Linked DNA regions of Mus musculus: region 1 is linked to region 2. A link is a loop called in an ENCODE intact Hi-C map of the cell type or tissue named here. Cell type or tissue: heart. All regions are shown on one strand. Each heading gives the region's core, and the rest is flanking DNA. Links, peaks and the distances in the headings are about the cores only. Region 1 has its middle 26 kb from the start of Gm38326. Region 2 overlaps Mbnl1 (muscleblind like splicing factor 1).

What was found. Hi-C counts contacts between places; a loop is a spot of excess contacts. Peaks named below come from ENCODE experiments on the same cell type or tissue, not always from the same donor. Only the 100,000 strongest peaks of a DNase experiment are listed, where the experiment ranks them.
Region 1: a loop joins it to region 2, with 7 times the contacts of the local background. A loop is called at or near these places in 4 of 42 quality-filtered maps.

The regions. Positions count from the first base shown.
Region 1 is chr3:60,758,190-60,766,043 of GRCm38, reverse strand. No RefSeq gene overlaps it. Among named protein-coding and RNA genes, the nearest start is that of Gm38326, 26 kb to the left of the region's middle. In heart, for the core only: a CTCF peak has its summit at 2,957 (motif pointing right); no DNase peak of the experiment used is centred there.
Region 2 is chr3:60,611,010-60,618,863 of GRCm38, reverse strand. Mbnl1 (muscleblind like splicing factor 1) reads right to left here. Exons shown (of 10, transcript NM_020007.4): 5 at 5,344-5,601; 6 at 3,091-3,244. Among named protein-coding and RNA genes, the nearest start is that of Mbnl1, 110 kb to the right of the region's middle. In heart, for the core only: no CTCF peak of the experiment used is centred there; a DNase peak (open chromatin) is centred at 3,613.

The sequences.
Region 1 (7,854 bases), core at 1,946-4,445, 150 kb before region 2:
TTTGAACTTATGTTTGAATGGATTTTCATAGTCATTTTTATATATGCTTATTTTTTTCACTAATCCACCAACTACTTCCTTCTCTCCATACATGGCTGTATATCATGTATCTGTGTGTTTTTGTGTCTGTGTGTCTATTTCTGTGTGTGTCTGTGTGTCTATATCTGTATGTGTGTGTATCTGTGTCTGTGTATGCTTGTGTATGTGTCTGTGTGTGCTTGTGTGTGTCTGTGTGCCTGTGTCTGTGCCTGTATCTGTGTGTGTTTTGTGTGTGTCTGTGTCTATGTGTCTGTATGTGCTTGTCCCTCTATGTGTGTGTGTGTCTGTGTGTTCAATGGAACAGTGGCTGGATCATGGAGCAGTTCAATTATTAACTTTTAAGCCATATTCTTTCCACTTTCTGTAGTGGATGCTTTTATTATCATTCCCACCAATGATGGTCAAGCATCCCTTTCACTCACACTCCAGTAGCTCTTCCTATCTTTAGTCTTCTAGGCAATTTCTATTGCTACTGGTGTGAGACAATGTCTTTCCTTGCGTTTCTCTGACAACTAGTTAAGGTTGGACATTTCTCATCTTCCTTAGAGAAATGTGTGCTTCCTTGGAGGGCTAATGACAGTGTCTTGGCTGGTTGAGCTTTTTGTTTGGTTTGGTTTGGCTTAGGGCTTTGTTTGGGGCTTTGTTATGGGATGTTTGCTACTGAGATTTTGAAGCTCCTTTTGTGTCCTGGATGTCAACACACGTACGCATTACAGATAGTCTCTCCGTTCTGTTGGTCGTTTCTGCCCCCTATTGCTTGGTTTCTTTTCCCTCCAGGCTTTGTGCTTTGATATAATTCCAGTTGTTAATTTTGTTGTTGTTGTTTTCTTTCCTGTGCTTTTGAGATCTTATCTAAAAACTCTGCTCATTTTAATATTCTTGAAATTTTCCAATTTCTTTCAATGTTTGGATTTAAACCCTAAATTTTTTATGAGTTGATTGCTGCAACTAGTAAGAAGTAGAGGATCAGAAAAGTCTATTGAGTTTGTTTGTTTGTTTGTCTGTCTGTCTGTCTGTCTGTTTGTTTTTCAAAGTCTTGCTTTGTGGCCTAGAATGGTCTCTGGACTGTGCTTCTCCTTCCTCCACCTCTGAATGTTGGGATAACAGGCAGACACCTCCACACTCATGCATGACCAAAGTAATTTTTACAATAGCTAAGGATGGATTTGAGCACAGGATTGTAAACTATGCTTTATGATAACAAAAGCAACTTGCATCTGTTTGCATCATCTATACGGCTCAGTGGCTATGTTCATACAGACATATACGCAGAAGGATAAACTTACACTTGAACACTTGCCTGATGAATGAGCTAGAGCACTTAGTGCAATAAACCACCTACCTTCCTGGGTGCCTCCTTTAATTATAGTTAATATTCATGCTACATTTTCTTAAAAAACATTAAGAATTTGGGAGAATCATATTGAAATTTGAACATAGAAACTATTATGGCAAAAAATGTTGGCAGCTCATCTGTTTTGTGTCTAACTTTTCTCAACTATGATGTTTGGTTAAATAATACAAGACCATAAATCTATTACTATATATACTAAAACGAAGTCTGTATGTGAAATTGTTTCAATTTCTTTTCTGTATATTTTATTCTTACTGTTACTATTTTTAAACATTTTTTTTCAGTGTCAAGGATCAATCTCAAGGCCTTGTTTATGCTAGGCAAGTGTTCTACACCAAAACAACACCCCAAACCCTTAAATACATTTCCATTTGGTTGTATATGGATCACATTGCCTGTTCCTCGGTGTGTCCTGTTACTTTTGAGTGCATATTGAACATTTTGTGTGTCATTCTTGAGTATCTGGATTTTCTTGCCCTCTTTTAAAGAACATTCTGTCGCAGGGTTAAATTACAGACTAGTTTGATCATTTAGGGTCTTGGAGTCTTGTTTTTAAGCTTGGATACAATGCTTCTGAGGAACTCGCTCAGAGATAATTTCAGGAAGATGTGTTCCTTTAGAGTTTACACCAAATGTCTCCAAGTTTAAACAAATTACCTGATTCCTTTGTGCTCTGGTTCATGCATTCTAGCAATATTCTGTGCATAAGTACTTGTTAGCTCTTTCCCGGTGTCCTAGCATTCTTTTATATGATCTGTCTAGTACTCCAGAAAGAGTTGGAGTGGTTATGATGTGGATATCTGGACATGGGCTCTTTGTTGAGAACCTGTTATCAGAAACTTAAACTACGTGGTTTTAAGAGTCACTTCTACATAGCTCAATTACTGTTACTGTTAGCAGACATTTTCTGTACTTTCTAAAAGTGTTATTTTTAGGTTGCTTAATTTTCCAAAAAAAAGTGTCATTTAATAATGACAATCTAATTTTCTGAAATATGAGAAACATTGGAAAGAAACAAAAGGAGATAGCCAATTAAAATCTATACATATAAAGTCTATAAATCTGTAGTTATATTAGCATTTTGATAACAAGAAAACAAAAACTAGGTGGCAGGGAGCTTCATTTTATTCTTTTTCTGTCTGTCCTCACTTCATCTGTCAGACAATGGGACAATCAAATCACTACAGACACTTTTAGTATTCAGTACTTCTGAGAAAATATTTATCATCATAATTCACACTTAAAGTGGGTAAAATTCTGACAGTTGAAAATATTTTTTAAAAATTTGAGTGCTTAATTTTCCACATAAAGCTATCATCTGATTATTCAAATAAAATTATAAATTGTGACCTTTCTAAAGAGCTGTGAACTTTAAAACACAGAATTCAATTTTTATGACATAAACTCCTGTTCTCTTTTTACTGGGACAAATCCAGAGAGACAGCCTTGCATGGCAATGCAAACTAGACATCATCAGAGAAGCAACAACGTCACTCTTCCTGAATATCCTCCCCCAAATTAATAAGAGCTTTCTTAAATAATGGCCAAGATTGGAGTTGATACTGGCCACCAGGTGGCAGCCATAACTCAGTAACATGAGCAGCCTTTCTGCCTTCTGCCTTCTCACCTCCATATTCCTTAGCACAAATTGCCATGTTTACAAACATTGCTAGTATGGTCATGAATGCTGCTAGTAACTCACTTTCTTCCTTCCCTCCTAAAAACATGCAACTCCCATTTGACGAGCCCGACGTCTCTGAGTCCTATGTTTTCTGTACTTCATTCATATACATATATACATACATATATATATATATATATATATATATATATATATATATGTATTTCTTGATGTGATTCTTTTCCCCCTTTCATTGTATTTTCACCTCCATGGCAGAACAGTTCCTAGAATTTACTCGGGTAGGCACTAAGACCTGCTTCCTCATTTCTTCCTTCTTCCTGAACAGGAAGACTTTCCCAGAAGAAAAATGAACTAAGTCAGAAGCAGAAGAAAGAAAGGAAGGCTGCAGATAACAAATTCCCTGTGATACTGTCTTCTCCCAGCAGACATCCCTGCCAATTCATCTCTAGGCTGCTGAGCTTTAGGAATTTCTTCTTCGGGTTTCTTCTTGGTTTCTGAAGCCGCCAGAGTGAAAAGCAGAGCTCAAGTATAGCTCTTCAATCAGATGCTGCTGGCAATGACTGACTTAGTTAAAGCAAGGTTTTAATACAGACTATAGGAATTATAGGAAGATTATAGGAATAAGGCAGAAAGTTGATGTGGAGATAATCTTTCTCAGAGGTCCGTATGATTTTCAAAGGAAGGGTCCATGTATAGACTACACTCTTCAGGGCTCACAGAGAAATCAGAGCTCACCATAGCTAGAAACAAGGTATAACTGCCTGTTAGGTTTTCTTCAGCAGGAAGTCTGCACAATACCTGGGATGAACTCTGAGGGAAAACATTTCATGAAATGCCAGTGGCTGTGGAAGAATTACTCAAATAAAATACCTTAACTTCCCTGGGTAGAGACCAGACCATTGCTTATAGAGTCATTATGAAATGCATATTTACTTTAAATGTGAGTTCTTGAAAGAGCTACACATATTTATCAAGATAATGTCTTTAGTTCTAGGAACAGAGATTACAGACTGATGCTTTGTACACATCCAATCTCCCTTGCATATATAATATAAGGCAGAGAATAATGCACATAATTCCACTTTATAAGGAGCAAATAGAAAATACTTATCAGCATAAACTTCACATTCATATTGTGTTCAAATTCTATTTACTTAGCTAGCTTTGTCATCTACTTTTAAAAATCTAAAGTAGCTCTCTCGTCTTGAACATATTTCTGTAGGGTTCTTGTTTTTTAATCCATTTGACACTGTCTTTTTTTTCATTCATTACATGTTGTTTTGTCCTTTCTTTCCACACACACAGGCACATGCAAGTGCACAAGCACACGCATGCACACACACACATACACACACTCACACACACTCACTTACATGTAGAATGTTCACATAAAGGCAAACATGGTGTTTATCTTTTTTGAGCATATAATATTTCATTTAACATAATCTCTCTGGTTCCCTTCATTTCCTGCTAATATTATTTCACTCTTTCCTATTCTGAAATTTTCATTACTATGTATATGTACCACATTTTTGTCTATCATCACTCCATTGGACATCTAGACTGATTTCATTTATTAGCTATTTTGAAAAGATATATCAACTAACAGGGGTGGACAACCATCTCTGTAGCAAGGTAGGCAGACTTGGAGTCCTTGGGTACATACCAAAGAATAGAAGAACTTTTAGATAGCCCTAGTGTTGCTTGTCTTTTGATGCTTGTATTTGGGCTACGGACTCAGAATGAATCTTGTACACAGGTGATTTCTTGTGAAACTTCTCCCCACCTTAACTTGTAAAATATAGGGTAGAGCTGATGATTGGGTAATGGAAGAAAGGGTGGAGCTGAAAAGTTTGGGGGAGAGGGAGGAGAGGAGAGAAGGGGGGTGATTGGAGAAGGAGAAGGAAGGAAGATGGAGGAAGAGGAAGACGATCCAGATTCTGTGTGGCTTAAATTAGCCACAGGTAGCTATGAATATCATAAAAGGAAAAACAATTGGGATAATTTGTCTAATCTAAGTGGGCAGCTTGTATCATTATCAATTGGCTCTGTTATTGTTGTGTGGGCATCTTGTGAATTGAGAATTTATTGATATATAAATCTGACTGATTAATAATAAGCTTCTAGAGTTTTGATTTTACCAGGTTACAGGGATTTGGGACCACCAACCATAGGATGTAGATGGCTGAGAAGGTATGGGTGGCTCTGAGTAAGGCAAACTGGAGAAGGGAAGATCGCCAACTGTGACTAGTCTAGAGGAGGTGAGATGGCAGCAGTGGGCATAGAGTAGCTGGGTATAGCGTGGGATGATGCCATTTTGCCAGTATTTCCCACAACAATATCTGAGTATTTGGAGTGCCTTTCTCTAGATATGACATGGCCGCATGTTCTTAGAACCGTTGTGTTTTCTTGATGCATTATCTTAATTAGCATGAAGTGGTCGTTTTATGTCTAATGGTAAATTTCTGGTTTGAAGTCTACTTTAGCAGATACTTTACAATAGCTACCCCAACTTTTTTTGACTCAATAGGTTAACTACATCATTTGACTCTGCAGGTGTCTATACTGTGAACAATAGACTAGCTTGAATTTTTATTTTTAATCCTTTCAGCTGGTCACTATCTCTTCATTAGTGAGTTAAGCCATTTGTACTTAAGACTGTTATTGAGAAATGTTTACCAATTCCTGCAATTATATTTGTTCTTTGACTGATTATGTGAATCATTGTTTGTTCTTTGCTTTTTCCCTAGTTTATTTAGGAATTTATTTGTGTTGTTGTTGTTGTTGTTGAGCATGGCATATTTCTTCCTAGATCTCATCTATTCATCATGTTATTTTCAATGCTCTCATGATTGAATCTGTCCCTCTTCCTGTTTGTATAAATGTCTCCTTTAGTGCTTGTTTAGTGGTTATGGACTGCCCAGTTTGTGATTGCCTGAAATGCCTTCAGATCTGTCCACTGTAGGAAGTACCTTAGCTTGCAAGTAAAGAACAAAATAATGCATCTTCTTTCTATAATTCTCTGCAAAGCTCTTAAATAATATACGTGTCTAGATACTATATAACATGTTAAAGAAAGCATGCTTGGATTGCTGTGTTATATAAGGAAACACACACCCACTGACCTTTGAAATATAAACACTAAACTCTAAAAGTATAAAGCTATTCTAGCATTTGAAAATTTTCTCTCTTCTTCTGGTTTCTGTGGAGGCAGATTGAAAATCCTGAAGTTTATTCAGCACAGTGAAAATCAGAGTCAGAACAATAACAAATTGGTTAAAAATGCCTTGAATATGGATAAGTAGCCTCTTATAATGAACAACAAGCATATTTTGAGCCTCTCTTAAACCAAAAATAAAGGCAACATGACTTTGAGAGAAATGCAGAGCGGTGTGTCCAGCCATGCTGCCTTCCACATGAGAGCTCAACATTTCTCTCCCTGTGCTTATAAATTCTGTACACAGTGTACTCAGGGTTCCATTGATGGACATTGCCAGAGCACACTGCTCTGACATTGCCCTATTACACATTTCTGTATTAAAAAGTTTCTAAAACTGTATTACATGGACTTGCATTAAAAACTAACACACACAAATTTCTAAATAGGACTTTCTAATTCAAGTCACACTCCTGTTCCCTACTAAGGAGATGGTGGCATGAGGAAATGGTGGCAAAGGAGAATCAGACAGATAACCTGGAGCAAAATGCCAGGGTTACAACTTGTCTTCTAACTGGATGAGAGACAAAGATCTGACTTTCATGAGTAAAGGGAGATTAGTTCATTTTGTAATTGGTTCTGTTCCCTCAGGCAGCACACAATACCCTAGAAGTCTTAACAGCAAAGAACTGCACATTACCTGGGCAGGTGTTGAGCAAAGCTTTGTATTTTAGAGTTCATACTCTGAGCCTTGCCCAGTTTTGGAGAGTGCTCTTGCATCATCTCATTGACCTTCAAATATATTCTGGCATTTTCAAATAACTTTGGTGTGGTGGTAGTGCGTGTGTGCATGTGTGTGTGTGTGCGCGCGCGCGTGTGTGTGTGTGTGTGTGTGTGTGTGTGTGTGTGTGTGTGTTAGTATGCTCATGAAGACAAAGTGTGTTTCTCTTTTTCCACTCTTTTTTTCTTCTTGAGACAGTCTCTCACTGAACTTGGTATGCAACCATTAGCTAATCCATCTGGCCTGGGCTTCAGGTATGCATTTCTACGACTAGAAATGGCTGTGCTAATGCTCTGATTCAGGTATTTCTGCTTGCTCAGCAAACACTGAGTCATCTCTTAAGTTACTTAATGGCTTAACAGATGACATTAGCTTAATAGCTTAATGGATTCATTAATGAATAACATTCTAAGACATAAACCTGATGGTTGTCTTTCCTTTTTCTCCTCCCCGACTCCTCCCAGATTATATCCTTTTCCTTACCCACCCAATTTCATGATCCATCTCCTCTCTCCCTCCCTCACTCCCTCCCTCCCTCTCTCCATTCATCCCTCCCTCCCTCCTTCTTCTTCTCCATCCCTCCAAACAAGAACATACAAAACAATCAAACAAAAAGACAAAAATTCCAAAATGAAATGAAACAGAAACAAGCAAACAAAAACAACAACAATAAAAACATAGAGTACCTTTGTGTTAGCCTGAGCATGAAGCCAGTTCTGGAGTGTTATTGATATGCACAGCATACTTCCATTAAAGAATATCACTTTTTTTCCCTCTGCCAGCAGGTGTCAAATACAAATAGCTTCTTGGTTGATTAATCCTGGGGCTTTGTTCCCATTACCTCTTCTTGGCACTGGGGTCTTCTCTGGCTTGAGATTGTA
Region 2 (7,854 bases), core at 2,293-4,792:
CCAACATATTAGTTGTCTTAAACTAGTTTAGCTCTTTAAAAAACTGTCTGATGGCACTGGCTGAGAGAAATATGATAGGTAGAGAGAAGTGATATGCTTCCAAGGAAGTTAAAATCATTATGGAAAACTGAAGATGGAGAACATGGAAGTCTGTGGAGCCATGAGTTGTTGGGGCCGAGGGCCATTCCTTCCCATCGCCTTGCCATTGGAAGATTCTTAAGGCACAGACTACATATGAGCTTATGAGCTTGGTCCAGGATGCTTGTATTCAAGGTCTTGCAAACATGTAATGGCTAAGGTGAATCATGGGGACTGAATGAAAATAGGAGAACATCTTCAAACCTGGGCTACACAGGGTAAGAGACAGAGGGGGAAAGATACTAGAGGATAGCCTCAAAATTCTCTCAGGAATGGTCTTTACTTCCTTCAGGTCCAGTGAAGTTAGAACTTGCCTTTATTTATATTTAAGGCAAAAATAAAATCAAATAAAATCAGTGTCACTGAAAGTCTTATTTCTGGCATATCAAAGGGGTTAAATTAATTTCTATGACATAAACGGGCTGTAGATTATAGCTGGTCTGTTTATGATCAGCTTAATTCTGAAGATTAAAGATAAAACAAGAAACTGTGTAGCTAAAACTGAAAAATCAATTAAATGAGCAAAAAACCCCACTGAACTTAATAAAGCAGTTATACTTAATATATTTTAAATAAGATAAAGGGCATAAAAAAAGGTGTGGAGTTTGGGGATTTGTAAGGGCTGTATTCTGAAATTCCTTTTAATGCAGTTATATGACAGGCTCATAGCTATTGAGAAACAAGCCCAGTTCCCTTAAAGTTCTGCTAAAAGTTTCCAGAGCCATGTAACTTATGACAAATCGCTACACTTCACTAGGCCCCATATTTCTCACTGGGAGCATGGACAGTCAAGCCAAACTTTGGGTTTGAGGAAAAAAAGGAGAGAAGACATCTAAGAGGTATTTGGCAGGCAATTACTGAGTCATTACTCAGCCAATGGTGACTCTTTGGAATGGAATGTGGAAAACAAAGAGGAGCACTGTGGGGCAGGAAACACTGCCCCTACCTGCCCCTACCTGTTGGCAGGTCTAGTGTAAATACCAGCATCCTGCAGGGCATGTAATCATGTGTGCTAAGTGAGTCAAAGGCAAGACAAAGACAAGGAGAAGAGAAGGAAGGAGGGAAGGAGAGGCCAGGGAGCTGAAGACAGAATGATGGACAGACACATGGGGTGGGGGTGGGAGGATAGAATCATGAATGGTGGACCAGATGATCAGATGCTATGGAAGTCTAAGTCTTTTCTTACATTAAATATGTGGGGGTTTTGTTTGTTTGTTTGTTTGTTTGGGTTTTGTTCTTTTCTTTTAGGTAGATGGTTAGCTAGAATCCTTGACTCATTGTCAAGAATCTAGTTCCTATATATGTAGTCACCTGTTCTATGGAGCTAGCACACTGTGCTTCCCTGTAATTTCAATGAAACAGACCCACACATCTACAGTTACTGTTGAAGCAACACACCTCATAGCCCTAAAAATCCAAGCTGTGAAAAATACAGTGTATTTTCTAAATTATACTGTAATTAATAGAATATTTCACCTGTATTAATTCTATAGTATATGCATATAAAATAAGCTAGATTTTGGGAAATGAGCTTATTCTGTCCAAGACACTACACATGTGATTATATTTGAATCTATGGTAAGGCTGACTTCCTTTAGTTCTAGAGGGAGTTTAAAAAGATAAAATCGCCAATATTTTCAAGCCAAAGAATTTGTAAATAAATACACAAATGTCTCAAAAACCTGGACAAAAATCACTAGACATAGCAATTTGTGCTGTGTTTGTCTGTGCAACCCTAGGAAGCAACCACTCAAGGATTCCTATCCACAAACACAACAAGATGGCCAGGGAGCTGCATGAGGCCTTGGGTACCCCTATCAGGCAGTCTGAACAAGGTATCCAAGAGCACACCTCTCATTTCATCATGGAATATTTTAATGAAATGTTTCAGCTAGCTGATGTACATGATGCACCTGATTCTATGTGGAAATGGCCAGTTTTCAGAAATGAACTATACAAAAAGTTTTGTTTCCTAGTAACATCTAATATGAGCATGATGTATTAATTTTCTAAGTCTAAAATAAACTGTCTCATTCTCTAATATCACAAAAATGTGATACTCTAAATACTGTCACCATAGCTCAATGTGCTAGATTTGTGATGCACATACCTAGCCATTCACTTACTAATTTGTTAATAAATTATTTTATCAAATATATATATTTCAAGTGTTCTCAAAGTAAAATTGTATAAGAAAGAAAAAGAGATTAGTGTGTCTTGGTAATTAATTTCAAAGCATAATGTAAAAAAGATGTATGAAATAAATTAAGAATATTCAAATAGTAAATTTCTAACCAACTAAGTGAGCTACTAGTATCTTATCCTTAGATCTCTGTGCGTAGGAGTATATCTATGTGACCAAACTGAAAAGGAACTGAAATCACAGCTGCATGACTCAGCACTAAACAGGAATGCCAATGGATGACTAAGCAGTAAATTTAACACCAAGGGAACTTAGGGCTACTTCAACTTCAGCATAGGAACAAGAATAATTTTGCCATGCATAATTAATATGAAGAGCACATTGTAAGAGCTCGAGAATAAATAAATTTTCACTGTCTTCTTTGCAAACTGAAGGTTGAAAATGTCAAAATTGAGTCATTTCATAAAATTGTGGAATCTTGAAGGCAAAGGGGTCTTACAGCAGGAGAGCATCATAACACAGCTTGACAAACATACAACAGTGTTGAGGAAAGAGAAAAAGAGAGAGTATTTCAATTCCAAATAGCATAAACACCAGAAATATATAAAGCATGTCTGTGTCAGAAAGCTTAAGTTTTCTCTTTTAAAGGAAAGCCATAAGAAAACCGAATGTGTCTTCCCAGCTGACTCGCTTACCATTCGCCCTCCCATGGCTAACAGCTGACCTGCGCTGCAGGTGTTTCCTGCTTTAACAGTAGCACCCCGAGGAGATCATAGCAGATGCATTCCAGAGCAAACCCAAGCCCTTACCTGGTGGGAGAAATGCTGTATGCTGCTGTAACTGCATGTTGGCTAGAGCCTGTTGGTATTGGAAAATACCAGTGTTAAAGACTGCGGTGGCACCGTTGGTTTTTTCAAGAGCAGGCCTCTTTGGCAATGGGGGAAGTACAGCTTGAGGAATTCCCTGTTTAGTGAGTAGTATAAAAACAAATACCAGTAAAAAGAGAAAAAGAAAAAAAGAGAAATCAGTTGTAGGCTAGAACAGTTAGGGGGCACGAGCAAGCAAGCAGCAGAACACTTAACTACCCAGGGGGACAATCCAGGTGACAAAACCAATTAAAGAAATTAAGCAAGATAAAAGCTTTAGAGGAAGCATTATTTTGTCCACAACAAAAGCCCACGAGTAACGAGAGCACATGTTATAACGCGGAAGGTCTTTTATGTCCCATAATGCTTCGGGCTTTCTGTGAGAAGCCATCTATTTGGGGAAGAAGGAAAGCTGCCGCGGGAGCCCCGTGAGGACTGCCAAGTAGAAGCACTGTTAATAGTTAACTGTACAGTGACTGGCTGGGTCCTGCCAGCTCTGCCCTCCCCAGCCTGCTGACACATGCAAATGTCCCAGAGCATGCAAACTCTTCTGAAATACTGCACTCTATGTTAAAAAGAAAAGAAGCCTATCACTAAAGCCATGCTAACCACACAGGTACATAAATATAGAGTGAACACCACACTTTATCGTCCTCCGAGTCTTTCATTAGAACGTTTTACAATATAGTTAAACTGAATGTGGGCTGCTGGGATTCCAGTCTTTCATTGTACCTTATCCATCTATGTATGCATTTTAGGTCTTTCTGCTCATTTTTTCAGGAAACCACACTCAGATTTTCATTGTACTTAACCACTTTAAACAGGAAAAGGATTATATCTATTTCAATCAGTTAAAAACAAAACAGAACAGAACAAAACAAAACAAAACCAAAACCAAACCAAACCAAAAACAAAAACCAAAAAAACCTGTATCTACAATAAAGCTACATGCCAAGCTAAAAGGTGAAAGGTCATAGTACCAGGTCAAAGGTTGCCTCGAGGGGTCGCTTCAGTGATTTGACAGCCGACTGAGTCTTAATTAGCAGGCAGCGAGCACATGATGGCAATGGGCCAGTGGGGTTCAAGCGCATTAACATAAACAGCAAGCAGAGGTGCATCATGGGGGCAGCAGTGCATTTTGGGTAGGTGAGAAAAAACAAATAAAAAAACAAATCATCGGAATGCCATATACAACGAATAACAAGACTAAGCATGCACAATAAAGGCACTATTGAGTTGTTATTGGAGGATAATTCCTCTTTGTAGTTAATTTCAAATAATACTCTAAAGAAAAAAAAGGGGGGGTGGTGAAAGAAAGAGAAAAGGAGAGAGTCTGCCTTCTGTATTTTTGCTCAAGTATCCATAAACAAACACAGAAAAGACCTCTCTCATGATCATTTTACTGTGCCATGACAATGATTTTTGTATGAATATTTAAAGAATAAGTTATATATTTATATTAAAAAGGACAGCGTTAAAACAGCTAAGCCAAGAAGAAATGGCCTCCTTAAACTCATCTACTAGGTCTCATTGAAGTTGATCTTAAGATAAACCACTTAGCATCTACCCTAAATGATCCTTACTTATTTATTCATTTTTTAAACACTCCTTGAGTGCTAGTGCTCTTCTCTTCCCTGTATAGTGGCTTAGTCAATATTTGGCACTGTAATAATCATGTTTCTGCCACAGTAGGCCTTCACACGATCTCGACAGCGGATCATTCAAAAGGATCATTGCAGCTAATTTAAAAACAATTTTGTTGAAGCTATTCTCCTAAATAGTTTCAGATGATGTTATTAAAGGCAAGATAAATGTAAAGAAGAGCCTTGATGTGGGGAAGAACACACTCAAGGAGAACAAGGGCCAGCTGGATGGCATACAGAAATCAGAGACTGGAAATGGCAGTGTCGTTCAATCAGAAAGGCGACAAGTGGTTCCTTATGAAGCAGGAATTTCAGAAACCCTACATCCAGAATGAGACAGTCTTAGGGGTTAGGCTAAGAGGATGAGCAACATTTGAGGAGTTATCCTTGCGTCTGTGAATGGTAGCTTCTTTATGTATTGTGTGGGATACCTGAACAAACATATCTTCAGCAAAACGGGAGGAAGAGGTTAATAGATGAATAGCTGGCAGTAGAGAAATTGTTCACTATCTTTTCTGATTGCTGACAGGAGGGCACTGCTGTCTCCACTCACCATGGCAGCTGCAGTAGCTGCAGCCTGTGCTGCTGCAGCCTGGTTGACCTGGTATTGGGCAGCCTTGATCTTGGCTTGCAGGTGTGCGGGAGGATGGAAGTATTTGCACTTTTCCCGAGAGCATCTCCCCTTGATGTAATCCATGCAGACAGTGACTGTGTTGTCATTGGTATCAATCATTGTGCTGTCAGCAGGATGAGCAAACCGACAGTCATTTTCTCCTCTGTTGCAATTGCCACGCTGGTACTCTCGACACACCTATGAGGTCATTAAATGCACGGGATTCAGTCAATATGAGCATGCGGGTCCTTTCTGAAAACAGTAATCCAACTATCCAAATTGGTGACCAAGGGTGTACATGGAGGGAGAGGGCAAACTAGAGCAATGTAGTGGCATAACTCAGCAGTGCTTAGCATTTAAATATTAGCACATTTCCAGGGGAATGTTCTTGAGAAAGAAAATATGTTTACAGTGAACAGAGAGCATATAATGAAACATCTATCCACTATTGTGTTGGTTTCCTTATTAATTAGAGAGGGGGAAAGTCTGGATTTTATAGTGAGGAGAGCCAGCAGCCATCATTCTCACCAAGTAAATGCATAAAGATTGAGACACAGGGACACACCACTCTGTTGGTGTGATTCAAAACCAACACACCACATCACGGTATTTGTATCATTTCCTATTGTTAAAACTGAGGACTACCAGTCAAACCAGATAGGAAGCATTTTATAAAATAATCAAACATTGTTTCAAAGTGCCATGCACACTACCAGGAGAAAGATTAAGTCACTGCCGTGGACAGTGATCATGGAGCCTGAGAAGGGATGCTGGCAGGACAGCTGCTTACACCTGCTGCAGGAGCCCAGGAGACACTGCACCAACTGACATCCTGAGCCGGAGTCCTGAAACCACACAGTGGGAGGACAGAACTTACTCCTGCAAACCATCCTTTGCTGTCCACATAACACTCTGGGGCATGAGTGCATGCATGTGACCAGACACATGGACAAATAAAGAATCAATGTAATCAAAACTTAAATCTGATTCAGGTATACAGATCATTTAATTTATAGTAAATGAAAGTTAAATTTTTGGATTTGTAAGCAGTACTGAAGTTATTTAGTCTAGTGAATATCAGGCAAGAACTTTCAGCTGTATACTTGTAACTCTTGGATAAAACAAAATTGTTCCAAGTAAAAAACAAAACATTCTAGCCGGAGAGCCTTTCTAACCAAAATGTTTCGAGGAGTCACTTTTGGGTACAAGGCAGCTGTAGAAAGTGGATGGAGAAAGACACTCATGTGTGTTACTGTGTATTTGCTTTGTATCTGTTAATTTTACTGTATCCGTGGGAGGAGGTAAAATGTATTCTTTCTCATTCATTTGTTCTTTGAGTTGTACTGAATGAAGTTTCCAAGTCTCCCCTTTGGGAGTTAGATCTTTTGACCACCAGGGGGCGATCTAAAACACTGAATGACCTTACAAGTTTGAACTCTGGTTTCAAACCTCAAATTTTTTACAACACATACTTCAAAGACACAGCTTTTATACATCCTGGATGTCTGCCCCCCAAAACAAGGCAGATGCAAACACTGGACACCATTTCTTAGTTAAGCAAGAACAAGATGCTATGATTTTTATAGTTCTTTTTTTTTTTTTTTTTTTTTTTTTTTTTGGATTTTCGAGACAGGGTTTCTCTGTGTAGCCCTGGCTGTCCTGGAACTCACTCTGTAGACCAGGCTGGCCTCGAACTCAGAAATCCGCCTGCCTTTGCCTCCCAAGTGCTGGGATTAAAGGCGTGCGCCACCACGCCCGGCGATTTTTATAGTTCTAATAAAACGACCACGTGTAAACCTAGCCCCTAACTGTATTAATAACCTATTATTGTAGAAAGTGGTTCATATTAAGAACTTGGGTTTGGCTACACGTTAAAAACCATGTTGTAAATGAATACTGGAAACATTCACCTACCTAAAGACCTGCATTCTACAGCACAGCAACAGCCTAACTCAGCTACTGCCCTTCCTTAGTTTATTTAATTGTTAAGTATGCTGAATAACTAACAATACAGATGATTTAGGAAGTTACAAAAGACTGTTTTGATTAGTATATTCATCTTCTTGAACAGGAAAAAAAAACTTATGAGTAACAAAGAGGTCAAAGTTCAGAAAGCAAATGTGTCCAAGTTGTGTTTCAGAACAAGCCCCCTTTCTAGCTGAGTCCCAAGGGAAGTTGTGGGACCTTCCAAACACAGGTTCCAGGAGCATGTTCCAAACTATGGCCTAATCACTGGGGCCACGTTAGGAGATACTCTGAATAAAAATACATTACAATGAAGTCAGTTTACCTCTCCATAAAAATACATTTTGTGTTAAATCTATGTCTAGTACTAAACGAAACCTAACATTGTGGCTTGATTTAACACGACTTCAGACAGGTCCAGGTGTTCTCTCTATTCAGACGTCAACAACCCTCTTTCTAAGTCTAAGAGTGAGCTGAAAGCAGAAT